2 separate regions of the Homo sapiens genome follow, and region 2 is linked to region 1. A link is a loop called in an ENCODE intact Hi-C map of the cell type or tissue named here. Cell type or tissue: endothelial cell of umbilical vein. All regions are shown on one strand. Links, peaks and the distances in the headings refer to the core of each region. The heading gives the core; the rest is flanking DNA.

Evidence for each region. A loop is a pair of places that touch in the nucleus more often than their neighbours do. Peaks named below come from ENCODE experiments on the same cell type or tissue, not always from the same donor. Only the 100,000 strongest peaks of a DNase experiment are listed, where the experiment ranks them.
Region 2: a loop joins it to region 1, with 4 times the contacts of the local background. A loop is called at or near these places in 4 of 110 quality-filtered maps.

What each region holds. Positions count from the first base shown.
Region 1 is chr5:170,265,196-170,270,573 of GRCh38, reverse strand. It overlaps LCP2 (lymphocyte cytosolic protein 2), which reads left to right. Exons shown (of 21, transcript NM_005565.5): 8 at 2,092-2,189; 9 at 3,499-3,565; 10 at 3,683-3,766. Among named protein-coding and RNA genes, the nearest start is that of LCP2, 30 kb to the left of the region's middle. In endothelial cell of umbilical vein, for the core only: a CTCF peak has its summit at 2,529 (motif pointing left); a DNase peak (open chromatin) is centred at 2,513; H3K27me3 peaks cover 1,475 bases.
Region 2 is chr5:170,097,358-170,102,735 of GRCh38, reverse strand. No RefSeq gene overlaps it. Among named protein-coding and RNA genes, the nearest start is that of FOXI1, 5.8 kb to the left of the region's middle. In endothelial cell of umbilical vein, for the core only: a CTCF peak has its summit at 2,205 (motif pointing left); DNase peaks (open chromatin) are centred at 2,195 and 4,585.

The DNA of each region.
Region 1 (5,378 bases), core at 217-5,216:
CTTTGTACAAGTAACTCTGTCTCTCTGGGCCTCAATTTCCTCATCTGTGAAATAGGATAATAAATGTACAGACCACATAGGTTTCCTGTGAGGACTACTAAGACTGCAACCAATTCTTGCCTATGGTGGCTGATATCAGCATTGAACTACCACCTAAGGCTATTTGGCAGTTTCAACTCATTCTGCAGTTTACTCAGGTACTCCAAGAGTACTTTCCTGTTCCTCCCCATCTTTTGACCAAATTATAGTTACATGGCATTATTATGCTAGAATAAACATGAAGATATTGAGTAGGGTTTGACTATAACTTTAAAAAATATTAGATGGTGTTTACGATTTTTATTGTCTATCTGTCCTTTTAGCCCACTTCTCTCTCCATTCATTCAACAAACATTGTTGATCTGCTGGGAGCCCAGGCCCCATTCTCAGTGCTTAGAAATGATCAGGAAAGAAGAAATAGCCCCTGCCTCCTGGGGCTTACATTCTAGTAGTGGTGTTGACAGAAAATAAACAAATATATTCTTAAATAATATACTTTCAGAGAGTACGCTGAAAATTGAAGGTCAGTACCACAAAAAACGAATACCATTTAATCCTTTATGCGGTATAACCCATTTCCATTTTAAAGCCCTTTCACAAAATGCTGTCTCAATATCTCATGGTGGTTTTTAAACATCTGTGTAATAAGGACAACCATGATCAAGTCTGTTTCATATACAGGGAAGTGGAGGTCCGGAAAAGCAATGGATGAGTCAGTTGTTGAGTGCCTTGTGTGTGCCAGTCATTAAGATACAGAGTGAATAAGACAGCCCTCGCCAAGGGACTGACAGTCTGGCAGGTGACGCACCCTCCAACAAATGAGCCATGAGGTTACTTGGTGAAACCGTGATACAGAGGCACGAAGACAAGCACAGATGAGGCTGGAGCGTTTGCCTGAGGGTGTATCTTTAAGCTGTGATATTAAACCAAGGTTAAAGGATAAATACAAGTTGGCCAAGTGGAAATGGATGTGGTAAGGGAAGAACATTTGGAGCAGTAGAAATGGCTGTGCAAAGGCCCTGAGGCTCAAAGGAGCATGGCCTATTAGAGAAGCTGAGAGATGGCCAGTGCGGGTGGAGCAGGGTGGAATTAGATCAGGCTGGGCCTTGCTCCTACCCTTTTCCCTGTGGAAGAGCTGCACCTCCCCAAGGCTGGGACTAGAGTCGGGCAAGAGAGGCACCCAGGGCACAAAGCGTAAGGAGGCCCTACCCACTCACCCCTCTTGCTTGATGGTCTTGTCCTGGCCTTTCCCTGTCAAAGGGGTAGGAAATTGCCAGCCTGTCAACCTGGCCTAGGGACACTTCCGTGGAGATGTGGATAATGTGAGTTTCTGCCCAGATAATGTGAGTTTCTGCTCGAGGCAAATCTAGCTTCCACTTAAGAGTCTGTGGTCTGGTAACAGAAGTTGGTGATCAGCTCCTCCCTTTATGGGAAGAGATGAGCAAAATGAGGAAGTGTCAGGGAGGAGATAGCCCAGGACACTGGAGAGGGGAAGGAAGGGCAGACAGAACAAGATCCCTATGGCAGTGAGAGCTGACTTCACCCTGCACAGGCAGCTGGGTGTGCCTGTGAGATTTTTGGCATGTGTGTGTGTCTGTGTGCACTCGTGTCTCTGTGTATGCAGGTGTGTGCATATATATGCATGTGTGTGCATGCATGTGTGCACATGTGTATATCTGTGTGTCTGCATACAGAGGTATGCGTATGTTTACTTCTTACAAAATTGTCTGAAAATCCTCCCTTCCAGTTCTGGCTGAGCTGGTTACAAAGAGGCCTTTCTTGATTGGCAAAATCTCTGATAAATACCTATTCCTGTGAAATGCAAAGAAAGCTGAGCCTGTGTATAAGGAGAGTGACACAAACTAGGACAGAAAAAATGGGCAGGGAGGGGTGGGTGAGATCCAGGCTGGGTCTCCCCGTGGCTGGGGCTCATGTGGGCCTGGGGGTCAAGGATCATGCACCCCCGGTGCCCCGAGCTGCATATCTGTTCCTGGAGACCCCTGAGCTTGGCCGATACTCCCCTTTCACTTTAATAACCTTGTGTTTCCACAGACCGGCCCCCCTCTGGGAAAACCCCCCAGCAGCCTCCTGTGCCCCCCCAGAGACCGATGGCCGCCCTCCCGCCCCCACCAGCCGGCCGGAATCACTCGGTAGGCCTCCTCCCGTTCTTTTACAGTACTTGGTGTCCACTGCAGTTATTTCCTCCGCCAGAGAGAAAAATAAAACTATAAACATCTTTATCTCATTCTAATTTTGTAAGAAAAGATTATAATCTTTTCCCTCGGCTGGGGAAAGGCAAACCCAAGCATTCACACGTGTTTCTTTTTTGGGGTAAAATACTGGTGGTTTTTATTTACTTCCCACTATTTGAGAGAAGTGAAAACTGTAAAATAAACCCAAAGAGAACCGAATTAAGTCCGTGGCACCTACTGGTGTTGCCTGGGTACCGAGCCTTCCTCTCTCCTGCAAAAAGACTTGCGCCACCTTCTGGCCGACACCTGAAATTCCAAGGACAGGAGCCTTCAGACCGGAGGAGACAGAGGTAGCAAACCCCGTTTTCTCCTTCTTCGAGCATACAGCCCGGTCCTTGTGAATCTGATAAGTTCCCAGAGTGACCCTGAGAAGCTCAGACTAAGGACTTGATAGTTAGGAATGTGTTCCCTTCACAAGTTTATCTACAGATGTATATTGCTTTTGAGATTTGAAGACCTTCTTTTGAGATGCAGGATTCACTTATTTAATCAGCAAATATTGTCTGAGCAGCTACTATGTGCCAAGCAGAGTTCTAGGCGTTGGGGATAAAGTGTGAACAAGATAAATAAGGTCCCTGCTTTCATAAAACTCAACTAGGGCTAGTTATCAGACGGTAGACAGATGTCTGAAAGAGATCATTTGAGTAGTTATGTGTGGTTCGGGGGACGGAAGACCAGGTAACATGACGGTATGGGGGGGGGAGGTGACAAGGACCTGGGACAGAATGAGCCAGTTGTGGGAAGAGCCGGGAGAAGAACGTTCTAGGCAGAAGGAAACAAGTGTAGGGATGCCAAAGAGGGCATAACCTTGAGATTTTCCAGGAACTGCAAGAAGATTCTATGGTAGGGACCCCATGAGTACTGAGAAGGGATCACAGGAAAGAGTTGAGAGGGCAGACATGGGCCAGCTCAGGCAGGGCCTCGCAGGACATTAACGAGTTTCAATTTTGTTTCTAATGTGATAGGAGGCTTAGCAGGAAAGTGACATGCTCACTCTGCTGCCTGCAGAAAAGAGCTTGCGTGGCAGAGTCTAGAACAGGGAGCTCAGATAGGAGGCTACTGCGGTAGTTCAGTGAAGAAATGGACATGGATGTTTGTAGGCAGAACATGAAGATGAGGAAAAGTGAGCAGATCCAGACAGGTTTTGGGAGTGCCGGCTCTTGCTGATGTATTGGAAGTGCTTCCTAACGTTTGGATCTTTATGCAGCCACTGCCCCCACCCCAGACCAACCACGAAGAACCCAGCAGAAGCAGAAACCACAAAACGGCAAAGCGTGAGTACAAGGGCTGCTCTCTCTTGCCCTGTTCCCACCAGGCACTCCCCTAGCCCCGCCCAACCCCCAGCCGACTGCTTTCTTCTTTTAATTGATGTCAGCCTTTTCCCCTTCCAGTCCCTGCTCCTTCAATAGACAGAAGCACGAAACCTCCCCTAGATCGTTCATTAGCTCCGTTTGATAGAGAACCCTTCACACTAGGTGGGTATGATTCACATTTAATGCATAGTAATAATGATAAGCTGTTATAAAGTGCTTCCTGCATACGTTTCACATGTACCATCTCATTTAACTATGGCCACAATACTAGGAAGTGGAGACTAGTAGAATCATCCTCATTTTACAGATAAGGAAACGGAGACACAAAGAGGTACCTTCCCAAGATCACACAGCTACCAAGTGTTGGGAGTAGCGACCAAAGCCCATATCAGCCTCATTAGAAAGCTCCTGCTTGCAGCTTCTGGGGGCTGTGCTGCTTCTCTATGTGATGTGGATGATCTGTGTATACAAATCCCATTGTCCTTCAGCCAAGAGGCTTTAGGGTACAGAGAGAGGACCTGAATTGAGACAAAAGGGTTGGGGGAGCTGTTGTCTGCTGCCTTGCCTGCTACTTAATAGCTCACAGACCACAGGGATGTTAGTTTTTCAGAGCTCAGTCTCCTAATCTGTAAGGTGGATGTTCTGTACATAGAAAATGCTTTATAAATCCCTAAGGTGCTATTCAAATGTCAGGGATGTTTTTGTTTTAGGTATGCAATTGACCAAACATTGGGTATACCACAGTGCTTTTTCTTCACAATTTACGCAGAATATTCTTGGATTGCAGTTACCTTCACGTGCAGCTATTTTCAATTCAATTCTTAGCTACCATTTATTGAGCAACTGCTATGGGGCAAGTGCTCTACCTACCACAAATACACCTACAGTATCTCTAATCCTCACAGCAACTCAACAAAGGAGGTGCATTTTTAACCTCACTTCTCAGATGATAAAATTAAGGGTCAAAGAAGTTGAATAATTTGCCTAAATTTGCCTAAATTCGAACACTTGTCTTTCTGACTTCTAAGTGGGGGCTCTTTTCCACCATATCAGGCTGCAGTTGAGGACCCTGGGTTTTAACTTGCTGTGAACTACATGAGTCTGAGGAAGGAACTCTGCAACTGAACGGAAAGGAGCCCAGAATCCCAGCTGCCCCCACCCCTTTCTTGGCTATGCTCTGAGCAAGGCATTTAGCTTTCTGTGGCCTCAATCCCTTTTTGTCTGTCAACAAAATGACTTTCAGTTCTTGGATATGAGGCTGCTGCTCGCTGCTCTTTCCCCGAACTACATCACAGCTCTGCTGTGTCATGCAAAGCTGTGCTGGCTGGTTTGGCTTGGAATTGTCTGCTGTAGAGAGCTGTATAATTACATGGAAATGAAGATAGATTTGACTTCAGATTCCAACCCTGCTCACTACCACGAGCCGAGACATCAGAAAAGTGGAACACTGACATCAAATCCTTCGCAATCACCTCCTGACACAAAAGTTATTCTTTTAAAATATTCTTTTTTTCTATATTTAAAAGCATTTTTAAATGACACACTTTTCTGACAATTTCTGTTTTACCCTTGAATTAGTCCGTTTTCTGTGATGTTTTGGAAGGATTACTGTCTTCTTAAAATGTTTACACCCCACCTGAGACTTTTAACATGCTCAGAGAATATGCAAAAATTGGCAAATTTTGCTGGGCATGGTGGCTCATGCCTGTAATCCCAGCACTTTGGGAGGCTGAGGCGGGCAGATCACAACGTCAGGAGATGGAGACCATCCTGG
Region 2 (5,378 bases), core at 288-5,287, 170 kb after region 1:
CTGAACTGGGTCTCCCTAGCTGCATGTGGACCCTAGTTCCTTTCCCCCAGTAGATCAGAGAAAGCCTGGCCTGTCTTAGGAGGCCTTATTCACCGGGAGCCTCTGGCACCCAGAGCCCAGTAGCTGGGGATCACAGCTTCTCTGCACTTGGTCACAAGGTTAAACCTTCGGGCCAGGGTGTCCAAAGCATCCCAGAGGACCCTTCATTCCAGATTTGTAGGAACACTGGCTATAGCCCTTGGGGTGGACAACAGGAGCTAGCTGTTCCCACCCCGCAGTGAGGTTTGAGAGTTATGGTCCTGCAGCCCGCCTTGACCATCCTAGGGCCTCCGGGAAAAGAATCAAATGTCTCTAACAACTAGGGTCATTTTGTGAATGAAATTATTTTAAACTTTTTGAAATTTCTAGAAGTGAAAATTCAAACCTGAGAAGATGCGCTCTGCCCAGCTTCAGGGAAATAATAATAGAATAATAAATAAAAAATAAGAGTAAGAGTTGGGTGTGTGAGGGCCTGAGCCTGCCTAGGGAATGCTTGGGATGCAGTTTGCATACTACAGTCCAGAGGGAGGCCTTCTTGGACATGAAAGACCATATATTCTGTATATTCTGAACCCCAAATTGTGACATTTGGGACAAAGCAGTAAAACATGGAACACGTGGGCCTGAGGATTGCATAGAACTGGGTTCAAATCCCAGCTTCGCTCTTTGGTAGCCTTGTGATCTTGGCCAAGTTTCTTAATCTTACAAGGCCTCCGTTTGTTTATCAATAAAGTGAGGATGAAACTAGAATCCGTCTCATGTGGATTTGGAAGGAAAAAGTAATATAAATGTGTAAGTAAAATGTGGAGCCCATGATCTGCAAAAGCTGCAGATCATGAGGATGATGATGAATGCAAGGGTACCTGAGGCCAGATATTGACACGGGAGAGGGTTCTGGGCAGGAGGCCTGGCATCATAGCCTCCTCCAAGCAACGTTCAACCATTTGCTTTCCCCTTGGGAAAATCCTGCCATCTGGGAGCCATGCCCCCGAGGACATGTCCCAGCAGTCAGCTGTGGATATTGCTGGGTCCAGAAGCCAATGCTGACTCAAGTCCTGCAGAAAGGGTAACTGTACACAGGCCCCCAGCCTGACTGTGATCAACCAGCACTGCCACTTCTGGCCTTGACTTTCAAGGGTGGAGAATCATACTCTTTTAGAAGTCAGATCTCAGTTCACCTGTCTGGTAGGAGGTGATGTGCATTTTCACAAACATGAACTCATGTAGGACCACAGTGTGGTAAGGATTCAGTTTCCCTGTTGAACTTTGAGGAAGCAGGTACAGAGAGGATGACCAGCCACCGAGATGAAGGAGGCAGGTGGGAGCCAGCCTGGCTGCTGCTCCACTGTGGCTGGAACTGTATCACGCAGGCAGTGCCAGGAGCAAGGAGCTCCGGCCCTGGAACCAAACTTTCTGGGTCTCGACCCTGTCTCTACTCCTTAGGCACTGTCATACCTTAGACAGCAACCATTTGTTTTGGACCTTAGTTTTCTCATCGGTAAAACCAAGTACTTCCTGGTGCTGCTCTGGGCGCTTCATGTCAGGCTTTACTGTACAGTATCGTACCTGCTCAATACAGTTAGCTCTCATTAGGGACTCGGGAGTCCGAGGTGATGGGAGATGCTGGTGGTTCACCAGCTGGGGCTACAACATCCCCAGCTCTTGGACCCTACATACCTCCCCCAAATTCACATTTGATTAGAGGCTTGGCTTCATGGATTCTTTCCCCCCTCTCCACATAATACACAAATAGTTTCTAAGTTCCAGGATTCCCAGGAGCCTAGCACAGTACAAAGTTGTCTGAGGCGGGGAATCAGGGGATTAGGGACCAGTTGGCCTCTAGCTTAACTCTCTGCACCAGGTTCCTAACCTGTAAAATGGGGATAAAAATTGCAGTACTACCTACTATCTATGATGGCTCTCTGTGAGCGGCAATGAGCCCTCGTCTGTCCTGCCTGGGCAACAGGGTTCACGAGAGTCATGTCTTGGGGTATTTGGGGCTGACATGGGGATGGCTTCTTCATGCTGAGCATGGGCTTTGTGGAAGTCTGGCTGGCTGAGGCATTAGCCAGGCTGAAGGTGGTCTTGGTGCTCTGCGGCTTTTTGGCTTCTGATGTGCTTGTCTGAAGAAATGTAGATCAATACCCCCCTCTGGCGGCCGTCTCTTTAAAAGCGGGAAGTAGATTGCAGGGCTTGGGTGAAATTTCAGGGCAGGCAAGAGTCTTCTCTCGGTTCCTTTAAGGACAGGAGACAGAGAGATTTCAGTGTCAGGTTCCCGGGAGAAACAGTCGCTTAGAGAAAAAGACCTTACTCCTGCTGCAGTGGGAATAGTGAGAGCTGGGTTGGGAATGGGGAAAGGTGTCTTAGAAGGCAGCCCAGCAGCAGGCAGACTGACCTGAGTCAGAATCAGACTCCTCCAGCTGTATTTTCTGAGTGCCTTGATGTTTAATCTCTGAGTCTGTTTGCGCTTATGGAAAACAGCTGCTGCAGGGACTGGATGAGGTACTATAGGAAATGCTTCTGAAACCATGCACGGCTGTAATTCATTCCTTCATTTATTCAGCAAATACCAGGCTGTCTTCCCAGTACCAGTTCTGGGCTGGTGTTCAGGAGACAGTGACAGCCACACAAGCTGAGGCTCCCTTTGCTTGTGGTGTTTGCCATCTCTGTGTGGTACCTGAAGTTTTGGTGTACCATACTTAAAAGTTCTCATGGGCTTTCTTGCTCTGTTTCTGATTTTTACTTAGTGAAATTGTTTTAAAGATAGATTCCTTATAAGTTCTGGAAATGGATCATCAGTCGTCAGGATCACTTGCTATAAATAAAATAAGAAGTTAGTATTTATTTAGTGCTTACAGTGTCACGGGCACAGCCTGAGTACCTTACCTGTGTTATCTCATTCAGCCCCCACAGCAACCCTAGGAGGCCCGGATTGTAATTGTCCCCATTTCATAGATGAGGACACTGAGGTGGCATCAGTTGTCTGCTGAAGGCTCTGGCCTGAGTGTGCTCACTCTGCTCAAACATGAGGTCAGCAAGTATTAGCAAGGTGCCAAAACACTCTGACCAAGAACCGAGACTTTCTTTTTGGAGAAGGCAAAAGGATTGAAACAAAATTGGAAAAGAAGAGATGTTCTGATCATGAGAGTGGTAGGTAGAGTAATGAGCCCCTCCCTCTCCAAAGACTTCAGTCCAAATCCCCAGAATCTGCCAATAGGTCATCTTCCAAGGTAAAAGACACTTTACAGAAGTGATTAAATCCATGACCAGTTGGAGAGGTTATTCTGCATTATCCAAGTGGGCCCAATGTCATCATAACTCTCCTTATTAGAGGGAAACAGAGGGAGATTTAATGACAGACAATGAGCTGTAAGAGAGAAAGCTGATGAGTGATGTGGCCACAAGCCAAGGAAAGCTGAATGCCTTATAGCCTTTAGGAGTCAGAAGAGCCAAGGAAACAGATTCTTCCCAGAACCTTCAGAAACAGCAAGCCCTGCCAACACCTTGATTTTCACCTCATCTTATTTTAAACTTCTGAACTCAAGAACAGTAAGAGAATACATCTGTCTTGTTTTAAGCCACTCAATTAGTGGTAATTTGTTACAGCAGCCATAAGTAACTAATACAGTGGGATTCAATGTTGTGTGTGGCTGTGATTCCATGCCCTAAAGGTCCCCTCCCACACCACCAGTGGCCTTCATCCTATACCTAGAGAAGGTGTCTGCTCCATAAAGAGCTCCTCCTCCCTCCCCTCTTCCCCCTCCCTCTCCCCGCTCTGGGTGAAGAATGCTGGCTGGGGACAGTGTCTCTAGGCCGGGCACCATTACTTTGTCCTCAACTCACGAAGGCTTTGGTGGGCTGTGGTGCCCCTCTGGGTCTCAGTTTCTTTGTCTGGCAAATGGGAGGCAGAGCTGAGTGGTTTTGAAGGACCTGCCCAGCAGGCCCCGCCTTTGGAGCTTATTAAAACACACTCTCCTGGACCCAGGCCTCCAAGATTCTGACTTGTGAGGCCCAGGTGAGGCCTGACAGGGGCTCCAATGCATAGCCAGCTTAGAAACCAAGTGATATGGGGATCCAGGTTCTGTCCCCAGAGTTATCCCTTGGAAACATGCCGCTTGATTGCCTTCTCCTCAGAGCCTGCAGCGGGAAGTCCCTGTTCCACCACTTCCGAGCTGTGTGACTTGGGAGAAGTGTCTGTGCCCATTCTGTGCCTGTGTCCTCACCTATAAATTGGGAAGAACGACAGTCTATACTTCAGAGGGTGGTTGTGAGCTTTCAGAAGGTGTTAAGTGTAGCTTGCTAATGACAGTGTCTGGCACACAGTAGGTGCTCATAGGTGCTGCCTGTCAATGTGCCAGCTTCTCCGCATGGCATTCCAGACCCTTATGCACTAAGACCCAGCTGGACCTCTCCTATCAGTCTCCCATCCACCCTCTGCACCCCCCAGGTCGTGGCTGCGTGAACTTCTCCCTGGTGCTCCGGTCCCTGCCTGGCCCCTTGCAGGACATCCTTTGTCAGGAGTGCCCTGCCCCCTCCGCTTCCTGGAGGACTCTCGCTTATCTTCAATGCCTGCTGAAACGCCACTTCCCCAAAAGCCTTCCTCCTGGTTTCCAGGCCACTCTCCGCATTTCCTCCCTACTCTGAACACCCTTCGGGCCTGTAGTGGGTTTCATTTTGCTGCTATCATCAGTTTCTTGCCTGACTTCACAACTAGATCTGGAGTAACCCTGAGGGCAGAGGCAATATTTTCTCCCAGGCTTTGGACAATGCTAGGAGCAAATTTTAAGTTCTTAGTTCATTTGTGAGGGAGGGAAACGGCTGTGTGCTGTTCTCTTCACTTTGCTTTGTCCTGTGGAAATCAGGACCACAGTGGTGGCTATCTCATGGGTCTCTATTCACTGGACGTGGGAGGCCATCTCTGTGAACCACAGTCGACTGCGCTGCCCCATGTCCAGCTGGGTGGATTTCCGTGTGACCAGCCCTGTAGGCAGTTCCCAAGATCATAGGAATCACACCTATTCACTTGTAAATGTGCTCAAAGTTGAACGCCAAGCAGGGACAATTCATAGAAGCCGATTGATTTTTCCAAATGTTCATTGGTTTGCACTTTTTGTAATTACTGTTAGATTTTCTACACATTTAACACCAAATATGCTTTCTATTTTTAATTTTAAACTTTTAAAGATCAAAATGAATTTTGGAGGTCTGTCATAGGGGCATGCATTTCATAAAATCTACTTTTCCCAATTTCATAAACAGTCATAAAATAACTGTGTATGCAACTCTCAAGGATTTTCTCACCAGAAACATAAAGAGTGCAATCTAAGAAAAACAACATG